Regions from separate parts of the Mus musculus genome. Here region 2 is linked to region 1. Evidence: chromatin loops called from intact Hi-C (ENCODE). Cell type or tissue: heart. All regions are shown on one strand. Links, peaks and the distances in the headings refer to the core of each region. The heading gives the core; the rest is flanking DNA.

Evidence for each region. Hi-C counts contacts between places; a loop is a spot of excess contacts. Peaks named below come from ENCODE experiments on the same cell type or tissue, not always from the same donor. Only the 100,000 strongest peaks of a DNase experiment are listed, where the experiment ranks them.
Region 2: a loop joins it to region 1, with 2.6 times the contacts of the local background. A loop is called at or near these places in 1 of 42 quality-filtered maps.

The regions. Positions count from the first base shown.
Region 1 is chr15:89,073,632-89,078,997 of GRCm38, forward strand. Trabd (TraB domain containing) reads left to right here and starts at 2,433. Exons shown (of 10, transcript NM_026485.2): 1 at 2,433-2,510. 1810021B22Rik (RIKEN cDNA 1810021B22 gene) reads right to left here and starts at 2,223. Exons shown (of 4, transcript NR_040417.1): 1 at 1,983-2,223; 2 at 442-567. In heart, for the core only: a CTCF peak has its summit at 2,262; DNase peaks (open chromatin) are centred at 780, 2,330, 2,940, 4,720 and 2 weaker places; H3K4me3 peaks cover 4,570 bases; H3K27ac peaks cover 3,614 bases.
Region 2 is chr15:89,194,076-89,199,441 of GRCm38, forward strand. It overlaps Dennd6b (DENN/MADD domain containing 6B), which reads right to left and starts at 2,399. Exons shown (of 20, transcript NM_027081.3): 1 at 2,144-2,399. The coding sequence starts at 2,320. In heart, for the core only: a CTCF peak has its summit at 2,502; DNase peaks (open chromatin) are centred at 1,437, 2,046, 2,506 and 3,146; H3K4me3 peaks cover 2,199 bases; H3K27ac peaks cover 2,095 bases.

The DNA of each region.
Region 1 (5,366 bases), core at 106-5,105:
TGTATTGCCCTGTGGAGTTGACCTGCAAGGGGCTGCTTCTGGGGAAGGGGCTCAAGTCGTGTCCTGAAGAAGCAGGCAACATGGTGGGTACTGGGCCTAAATGTCATCTTACTCCTCGGAAGTGTCCTCTGCTCCCAGGGCTCTATGAGCTAGTCCCCTTCCTGGACACAGATGGCCAGGGACCTGTATCCTTCCGATCCCTGGGGTCAGACAAGGCTTGCCAACTTGGGGCTCTACTTCTGTGGGACCTTCATGATGGTCTTTGCTGTTCTCAAACCTGGCCTCTCCTTGCCACACCCCTGACTAGGAACCTAGTCCCCTCTATTTACTCCCAATAGCTTCAGATAGCTCCTTTCTCTTTCTAAGGACTCTGGGCTCCTCTGGCCATGTTGAAGCCTTTCCCTGCAAGCCTGACATGCATTGACTCCCTGCATGGCTCACCTCAAAAAGCCCCTCCAGCAGCTGCTCTGCTAAACCAAGGTGCACTCCATCTGCCGACTCTGATACGTCACCCACTCATCCTGTGGCGCCACAGAACCTGCTTGAGCAACGCAGGCTGGGGAATGGCTGTTAGAAAGCAGAACTCAAGCTGGCCATGCTTTTTTTTTTTTTTTTTTTTCCTCCAAAGCAAAGCCTAAGATGTAAGGGGGGCCTGGTCTCTCCCAGCTGAAACCTGCCGTGGTTTCCCCGGCAGCCTGGCTGGGCATGTCCTCCAGACACCGGTTCCTATTTCTGGCTCCCATAGACACCAGCAGGTTATAGGGCAGCTCTGGTTTTCATCCCCAGCAGCCACTTAGCCAAAATAGAATTCTGGCACTTCAGGGTCAGCATCTAATGAAAAATGTCATGCCATCCTTTGCCCCTAGTCCAGCACTCTTCGACCTATGGGATATCTCGTATCAGATATCCTGCCCATGAGATATTATGATTCATAGCCATAGCAGAATTACAGTTAAGAGGCAGCAACGAAAGAATTTTATGGCTGGGGGGTCACCACAGCATGAGGAGCTATTAAAGGACCGCAACATTGGAAAGGCTGAGAACCACTCCCCTAGACAGGCAAGCAGGAAAGGTGGCACCATGGTCTGCCCACAGAAAAAGGACAGGCTCAGGGAGAACACTGCCAGCCAACCAGGGCTAGAACCCAGGCCCCTTCCTGACACTAGCCTATCAGTGGGGTTTTCAACCAAACAGTACGGGTACTCAGAGAGGAGCCTCATTGTGCTTTGTGAACGGGTAGAGTGGGCCTGGCAGTCTCAGCTCTAAGCCCACCCCTGTCTTCTGTTAAGCAGAATGAATGGGGCTGAGGAGGCCTGAAGAGGCCACAGAACACAGACATCAAAGTAGTGGACAAGGGGGGGGGGGGATGAATGGTGCTTCACTAAGGAGCAAAGAAGGCAGAGGTCCCCTTGAGGCCAGGCCCTCCGGGAGACCAGGAAGCTGTAAGAAGATGCTGGCAGGAAATACCTGTCAGTAGTCTCCATGCGGGCCTCTTGTGTAACAGACTGCTGGAGGGAATTCTGCCTGGTGCAGGAAGAATTCTCTTCCTCAAAGTGGCCGACTTCCAGGAGGGCCATTCACAGGTACAATGTCAAGGCAGGGTCTCCAAAAATCAGGGCCAGAGTTGTAACCCTTTGGAACCTGAAAGGGCTGGATGGGGCAGCTGGGAACTAGGCAGAGATTACTTCCCCTTTGGAGGGCCCGTGCCAGGGCCTGCTCCAGGTCGTCACTGCCTGGCTCTCACAGGAGCCTATCTTGGGGTACTCAAATGGAGACGTGTCCATTATGGGCTCACCCGGCTCCTCTCATCCACTCATCAACCCTGATCAGGAGGACCTGCAGCCCGGAGACCTGGCCTGAGTGGGCCAAGTGGCCTCTCTCCCTGCCCTACCCTTTAAGGTGCCCTAGGAGACTGGTGAGTTTGAAGCCTGCGTTAAGATACTGGGCACTTGCTGTCACTGGGGCCCCGCCCACCCTGAGACCTCCGCAGTCTCCGGGCTCTCAGTCACAAGCAGCTGAACACGTAGGAAGTCCTGATGGCCTGGGGCTGACTGGGCCAGCTTTTGTCCCTTTAGTTCTGCCCTTGAGCCTCTCCACTTGGCATGCGATTCTCCAAGGAAACCAGAAGGGCGCCTCGTATGATCCCTAGCTTCTGTCCCGGTCCAGTGCGCTGACGGCTCCCTAGACTCCAGGCCGTGGTGCGGACGGACGCTTCAAGAACGCAGCCCCGTCACACAGACTCGCCTGTGGGGGGCCCAGCACCCCGCGGTGAACTGGAGTTGCGCTCTAGGACCTGGGGGCGTCGGGCCGGGAGGCGGAGCCCTGCGCTTAGACCCCGGCGGGGGCGGGGCCTCGCGCGCGCGGCCCTGGGAGGTGTTTCCCGGCATGCTGCGCGGCCCGCACCCTCGGCCCGTCCGGCCCGTCCGGCCGCCCCGCCCCGCCCCGGCCCAGCCCGTCAGCCCGGCGACGCGCGCATGGAGGCCGGCTGAGGAGCGCCGCCGCCTCTCTCGGTACGCCGTGGCCTGACCGGGCGGGCGGGCGGGCCGGGGCTCCTCGCGCCTCGACGGCGCGGGCGGGAGGGCGCGGGCTGCAGGTGGGGACTGCGAAGACCAGGGTATCCGGAGCTCACCGGGTCGGGCTGACCCAGGACGGTGTAGATGCTCCTGGGCTCTGCTCCTGGGCTCGGGAGTCCCCGAGAGGACCCCGGAGGCTCAGAAGCGCCCTCGCTGGCTTTGGGACGTCAAGAGCTTCTTTAGAAGTGGGGACAGTCTCCAAGCTTTCGTGCTCCCCAAGCGGAGGGGCTGGAGGTCCGCTGGTCTTGTGCGACGCAGCTGTCCCTGGGCCTCCTTGTCTGTCTTGTCGCCCTAGGAAGACTCATCTTGCGGTGGCCGTGGTACTGGGGGCAGGATGCCAGCAGGGCTCTGGCACAGTGGACTGCTAGCCGGGAGCCTGCAGGCTCCTCCGGGGCATCTCCAGGTGGACAGAAACCAGGTCCCCGGGAGAGCTGGCCAGGCTTCTTCACCTCGGGTTTGTTTCCTCTTCCGGCCCTCAGCTCTGCCACACTTAGGTAAAATATGTCCTGCCTGAGCAGGTTTTCCCGGGTCCTGCAGTGGCTGGGCTCCCAGAGACAGACCAGAGGAGGCCAGGGCTTTTGCACACCCTGTCATTTCTTGCTGTCTTGGTTTTCTGAGTAGACAGTGAAGGCTTGTCTAGTTTTTCCAGTTGATCGCGGTCAGCTTTGGACCAGCGGTGGGGAGCAAGCTGCCATCCGAGAAACAAGCTGCCATCCGAGAAACAGTTTTGTTTTAAGAGATTGAAAAGCTTGATGGGTGTGTCAGATCAGGGTGGTAACAGGGTTTTGTGGATTGAGAAATTTAAACGTTTATTCCTCTTAGTATAGCTTTAAAGGTTGGCAATCCTAGGTCTAATGCTAGTCTTTCGGGTGACTGATGAAGGCTCTGCCTGTCCTGTCGCCCTTTCTCGTTGTGTCCTCATAGCTGTTTAGTGTCTCTTACAAGGACACCAATCCCATCGTGGGTCCTGCCTTATGGCTTCACTTGAGTTCAGTCGTCTCTTAAAACCTCTGCATGTTGATGTAATTATTTTGAGCCTCATATTTTCGGTGTATGGATTTGGGTAAAACACACTTAGTATGGATAGATCCAGAAGAGAGACGGCTGTGGGGCTGGGCAGGTGGGGAGCTTGACTGACGTGGCTCCAGTTACTTGGACCTAGTATGCCAGGGCCATACCTCCTTGTGGGCCCTGACATGAGTGGGCCTTTTCTGCTCTTTGAGCCAACCCTTCCCTCTTAAAACTGCAGACTACTGGAAATTTTCAGAGGCTAGTTCCCCTAGAAATTTAGCAGATGCTAAAAGTTCTGTTGTTTAGCATATGGAAGCATCGAGCCTGGTTGGTAGCAGGCCTGGAAAAGTATCCCTACAGTCCTGCTCATTCGGGGATGCTGGTTGACACGGCCCTGCTTGTTAGGAAATGCTGGTTGAGGCCTCTTTGACAGAAATCCTAGCTCTCTGACTTTATGCTATGAAGGTTTACAGTGTGGTCTTGGCTGGGAATGGGTCTGGAAACTGTCTGCTAACTGACTGGGGATTTATGAAGAGATTTGGTCCCTGGGGAGGTTGGGCAGTAGGAAGATACTTCTTACGGCGTGACTATGTCTGAGAAGGATGCATGACAAATGTTGTGGAGGTACAGTGGCTGGGTGCTTAGGTGAGTATGGAAGTGGAGGGCTACCTCAGTTGCTCAGCCAGGAATAACGATCAGGGTGAGGAGGTACATCTGACAGGCAGGAAGCCAAAGGATCAGAAAATGTGTAGATTTGATAGTGCCGGGTACCCAGAATCACAGACTTCTGGCTTAAGGAGTGGGGAGAGGCTGTCAGTAGCCTTCTTGCCTGACCACCCCTCCCAGCTGGCCCTGCTCTAGATGATGGGTTGTATCGAGTGTGTCTGATGATTCAAGGGCTCAGGGCTTGTCTCCTGACCAGCCTGTGGACCCCTCCACCTGCCATATAACCAGAGGTGAAACTAGTCCTGCTATGGGCCAGCCAGGGAGTCTCTCCAAGGCTATCTGGAGCCAATGTTCCAACTCTGGTAGCCTCCATACCCCTCGAAGGCTCAGAGGCACCCTGGATGAGCTTTGAAGGGTAGATCTACCAAGCCAACTGCAAACCTGGGGCAGCCCCACCTCTTAAAGGGCAGGGCAGGCATGGCCGACGTGGTTCTTTCCCATTTGCTGGCTTTGCTACAGCCTCTGGTTGGCCCGCCCACTTATACAGGATGTTTTAAGTTTTCATCTCATGCTCTGCGGCCTGGTGCTGCTGTTAGTAATACTGGTTTGCTTCCGTGTCTTTAGCCAGACCAAGGGTTATCCTCTCCTTTTTCACTGTTAGTCGCTGTTTGGGTTACCCTCCCTGCCCCTGAATGGGGTTCCATGGTGTGGAAGGGACGGTCCCTAACACTGTCCTGGAAGGCAGGTTCTTCAGAGCCCTCCCCCCACACTTCCTTGTTCCTGTTTCTTTGAAGCACTTAATTCTGTTAATGAAAGGTGAAGGGTGAAGCTCCAGGCACAGATGCCAGGGTGTTTACTGTTGACTTGGCTATGCACAGGCTCTGAGCCAGCCACGGCAGTTCCCAGATGTGCTGACCTTTATATAAAATGTCCAGGCTGTGTTTTAGGACAGGTTCCAGACTAGGGAGGAGGGGGCCCCCAGGCTGGAGCAGTATGGTAAGTAAGCTCTGCTTGCCTCTGTAAAGACAGCCAGCCTTAGGCCAGGAACATAAGGTTTCTGAGGCTGTCTCAGGGTCTCTGCCACCCTCTGCCCTACCACAGTTCTTCTTGTAGAAG
Region 2 (5,366 bases), core at 207-5,206, 120 kb after region 1:
ATAGGCTCAGGTGTGGTGGCACACGCCTGTCATCCCAGAATTATAAGGTAGAGACAACAGGATCCTTGAATACAAATGAATATGACATTAGTCTGGGCTATATGATACCCTGTATAAAACAACTCTACATCCTTTCTCCAAAAAAAGCCTTTGGGATTTGCTTAGAATTAAGTTCCTAAATGGCTATCTTTTAGAGAACAAGAAATGAGAATGCATGGGGTGGGGGGTGAGGGGGCGAGGGAAGGTTTCTTTATTGGAGACATGGTCTCTTTACATAGTCCTGGCTGTCCTGGAACTTCCTATATAGATCAGGCTCGCTTCAAACTCACAGAGATAAGCCTGCCTCTGCCTCTTGAATGTTGGGACTAAAGGTGTGCGCCACCACACCAGGTTTTCTTTTTCTTTTTTCCCTTTGGTTAAAGGAAAAGTCTCTCAACTTCTGTTGTAACTCTACAGGAAAGGATCTACAGTGCAGAAAGTGGGGCTTTTTAACCAAGGCTTTGTTTGGTTTTTTTTTTTTGTTTTTTCAAGACAGGGTTTCTCTGTATAGCCCTGGCTGTCCTGGAACTCACTCTGTAGACCAGGCTGGCCTGGAACTCAGAAATCCACCTGCCTCTGCCTCCCAAGTCCTGGGATTAAAGGCGTGGGCCACCACCACCGGCTCATAGTCATTACCTTAACTGGACCTGTCAAAAGCTTCATTGAGCCTGTAACACTTTCTTCCTCCTCCTATCTTCCTGGTGGTTTTGTGGGTTTTGCTTTTTGTTGTTTTTGTTTCCTTTTTTAAAATTATTTATTTATTATATGTAAGTACACTGCAGCTGTCTTCAGACACACCAGAAGAGGGAGTCAGATCTTACGGATGGTTGTGAGCCACCATGTGGTTGCTGGGACTTGAACTCAGGACCTTCAGAAGAGCAGTCGGGTGCTCTTACCCGTTGAGCCATCTCACCAGCCCCCTCCCTTTTTTTTAAAAGACAAAGTCTCACTATGTAGCCTTGGCTTGCCTGCTCCAGGTTGGCCTTGAGCATAGAGATCAGCCTGCTTTTGCCTCCAGAGTACTAGATTAAAGAAAGACATGTGCCACAATGTGTTCTCTCTCTCCCCTCTCTTTCATTCTTTCCTTTCTCTTTCTTTCAACAAGGTCTGATTCTATAGCTCAGGCTCCTTTGGGACTCTATCAATCCAGACTAGCTTCAAACTAATCATCTTGCTTCACCAACCTCCCATCCCCCACCCAGTCCCCGAAATGCTGGGTTTGCGCGCACTACTATGCCTGGCTGATATTTTCATCTTATCTAGTAGAAGAGAAGCTGCCTTTCTTTGTAGGTGGGTAAGGGGGATGGAGGCCTTCAGACCACAGAAAGACCACATCAAAAGCCTAAGACCCTGCCCAGCTGCTCACAGCTGGTGACCAGATGCCAAAGGTTGAGAAGAGCTCAAGACACAGGAACCAAGCAGGGCCTCACAGGGTCTGGATCTGATTCTAATTGAAAGACAAGAGGAATGCCAGAAGCGAACTACCAGTGACACTGAAGACTGCAGCAGACCCAGTGTGAGACCTGGGGGCGGTGGCGGGGGCAAGGTGGGGGGAACCCTAGGACTCTGGCTTGAGCAACCAAGGGGCTGGAGATATGTTTGCCTCTTTGGAGAAAGGTCCATGTTAGATGCTGCGTAGGATACATTGATGGACAGGCAGTCAGGCTTTACAGATCTTTCCTTCCTTGGCCTGGGAAGGGTTTCTAGAGCTCTGAGGAAGAGGCTCCTCTTGGAGAGGTGACAGGCAATAGGAAAGAGGAGGTCTCTAAGCTAGTCACTAGCCGAAGGAAGTGGGGGAAAGGTCAGCCTGAGGGTGCAAAATATTCCGAGAGGCTCCTAAGAAGACCCTAGACCAAGCAGGAAGGCTACAGGCGAAAAGTCCTGCTTCCTGGAGGGTGGGCGCCCCGGGTAGAGAAACCGCGCGGCGGCTTAGAGGAATGGGAGGAAAGAAGCAGGGGTGCAGGCGAGAGAAGGGAGGAGCGTGAGGGGGAGGGGCATCGGGAGAGGAGGGACGTCCGGAGAGGAGGGGCCTCTGGAGAGGTTCAGGCCGCCGAAGGAGAGGTACTAAGACAGTTCTGGAGGGTCAGCCAGCCCATCAGCTCACCTCTAGCGCCTGGCCCAGCTCCAGATCGAAGGTGACCACGCACACACACTCCAGCCAGGCAGAGAAGCGCGCCCAGGGCATCTCCGCGGTCCGCGCCGCGCGGCCGGAGGACGAGGATCTTGTCGCGCCTAGTCCTCCGCCAGCTTGCCGGGGCCCGGGACCCACCGGCACCTCCATGGTAGCAGCTCCAGCGGTACCCGGGCACGTTGCGGAGAAACGCAGGGGTTCACCTGGGCCGCCTCGGAGCAGTCGAGCTGCCGCCGTAGGCCAGAAGGGCCCCGGAGCAGCCGCGCGCCCCCTGGCGCTAGAGGAGCGTCCGCCCTAGAGTGTCGCCTAACGTACCAGCGAGAAAGGCCCCAGCCGGTTAGAAGGGTCTAGAGATGGAGGCGCTTCCCGATAATGGAGATTGCGTGACCCGGGTCGGCCAGTAGGTGGCTAGTGTGGCCCTGCATCTGGCAGAAGAGAAAGGGCGGTTCCTGATGTCATCTCTGCCTGGCGTATGGATTGAGGGACTCTGGGCGTATAGTGGTGTCTACCAGGGGTGTCTGGGCAACATAGAATTATGTTGGGCACCACCCCCCCCCCAGGGGTATCCAACCCGGCCGAGGGTTGTGAGCCTAATGTTTATTTGTGTGTCATCGCTTGTCGCGGACAGCTTTTGTGCTGGACAATCGCCCAAGGTAGTTAAAGACAAACCTCAAAATGCTTTAAAAGTGTGAAAACCACGGGTGGTTTGTGGTGGTGCACGCCTTTAGTTCCAGCACTCTGGAGGCAAAGGCAGGCGAATCTCTGAAGTCTAAGCAAGCCTGGTCTACAGAGCAAGTGTCCAAGACAGTTCGGGCGACACACAGAAACCCTGTCACGGGAAAATGAAGACAAACAAAACAAACAAAGCGTGAAAAATAATGTTTGGGGCTAAGAGATGGCTCAGCGAGTAAAAACACGGGCTGCACTTCCGTGCAGAATGGGGGCTCTGTTTCCAGCACCCACAAATGTAACTGTACTTCCAGGAGATTAGACGCCCTCTTCCAACCTCCGAGAGCGCCAGGCACGCGTGTCTGTACTACATTGGGCACCTTCACCCATCCGCCTTTAATGAAGGCCATTCTGCCTGAGTTGGCGGGTCCACCCAGACCTAGTCCCACTCCAGGCTAGTGTGCCTACTTTGGCTAGCAAAGAGGGGCAGCCTGGTCAACGAATGCTGCTGCCTTTGGGATTAAGGTAGTTGCAGAGCCTAGTTCTAAGGATAAGGATTATAGAAGAGTGAATTTAGAATGAAGAGGTAATGAGGCAGGCTAGAAAGACAGGAACATTTGGGGGAACCTAAGAAGGGGGAAGGAGAGCCTTCGCCTACCTGCCCCAAGCATAAATAACAATTAAGGCCCTTCTCCCTTCCCTGCTATAAACTTGCAATTTTCCATTAGAATCCCTGGCTTACAGGGAAAAGGGGCATACACCAGATCTCTTGGGCAACCCTAGTAGTTTTGTTTTTACTTTATTAAAGATTGCCATCTAAGGCATTCCAAAGAGCTACCTCACCCATCCTTCTCAGCAAAACGGGGAGGAGGTGTTAGTAATCTTTTGAGATACAACCTGAGAGCCGTCAAGATGGGAGAGATGACCAATGCTAAACAATGGTAACTCTCTCATGGATCTGCCTTATTGGGTCCTTGAGAAGCCTACACCTATGCTCTTGGATGTGTCTTACTTTCTTCTGAGTGCCCCCAACAAACACCCTGTATGAGACAGGGTCTCTCTATGTGGTCCTGGCTGGTGAGGAACTTGATATGTAGACCAGGCTCACTTTGAACTCCTGAAACTCTGCCTGTCTCTGCTGAGACTAGAGGTAGCCTTCATCAGCCATACAAAGTGTGCTTGCTTCTTGCGAGCTCGCTCTCTCTCTCTCTGTTTTTGTGAGGCAGGGTTTCTCTGTGTAGCCCTGGCTGTTTTGGAATTCACTCTGTAGACCAGGACACATTGACTCTCTTAACCATAGTGTTTAAACCTGTATTAAAATGTTTTCATTAAGCCCCAACTTTCATTCTGTCAGAAGGCAGATCACAGTGCTGACAGAAGTAATGAGGGTGAGAAGTACTTAGCCCGAGTATGTCATTGTTCTTAGAGCCATCTCTTTCTTATTGTCCTGGAAGTGCTGTGATAATACTAAACTATAAACAAAGATATTTCCATTAAAAAAACAAACAAACAAACCAAACTCTGCTTTATAAGATGGACAGTCTTTTCTATGTCAAAGCCACAATTCTGAGTCTGGTTTGCGGATCCCTAAAGGTCTAGAACTCGGGCTATTGAGGATGGTAGAGCAGTCATCCTATCCAGCATACTATGTGATTTTGGTGTTTTCATTTTTTTTTTAAAGATTTATTTATTTATGGGGCTGGAGAGATGGCTCAGTGGTTAAGAGCACCGACTGCTCTTCTGAAGGTCCCGAGTTCAAATCCCAGCAACCATATGGTGGCTCAGAACCACCTGTAATGAGATCTGAAGTCCTCTTCTGGTGCATCTGAAGACAGCTAGTTTACTTAAGATATAATAATACATAAACATTTTTTAAAGATTTATTTATTATATGTAAGTACACTGTAGCTGTCTTCAGACACTCCAGAACATCTCACTAGAGATGGTTGTGAGCTGGGATTGTGGGATGTGGTTGCTGGGATTTGAACTCGGGACCTTCGGAAGAGCAGTCAGGTGCTCTTACCCACTGAGCCATCTCTCCAGCCCAGTGTTTTCATTTTTTAAGTCCTCTCCTAAAATTACTTAGAGCAGGTTTCAGCAACAATCTCCAGGTCTTTTGTTTTGTTTGTCCTTGTTTTTTCCAGACAGGGTTTCTCTGTGTAACAGCCCTGGCTGTCCTGGGACTTGCTCTGCAGACCGGGCTGGCCTTGAACCCCGAGAGGTCCACCCGTCTTTGCCTTCCTAACACTGGGATTAAAGGCAGACACCACCACACCCAGGTTCAATTTCCAAGTCTCAAGTGGTTTTGTTTGTTTGTTTGTTTGTTTTTCGAGACAGGGTTTCTCTGTGTAGCCCTGGCTGTCCTGAAACTCACTTTGTAGACCAGGCTGGCCTCAAACTCAGAAATCCACCTGCTTCTGTGCTGGGATTAAAGGCATGCGCCACCACGCCCAGCAGGTTTTTTGTTTTTGTTTTTGTTTTTGTTTTTGTTTTTGTTTTTCATTCATGTGGACTTAAGGGAATGTCA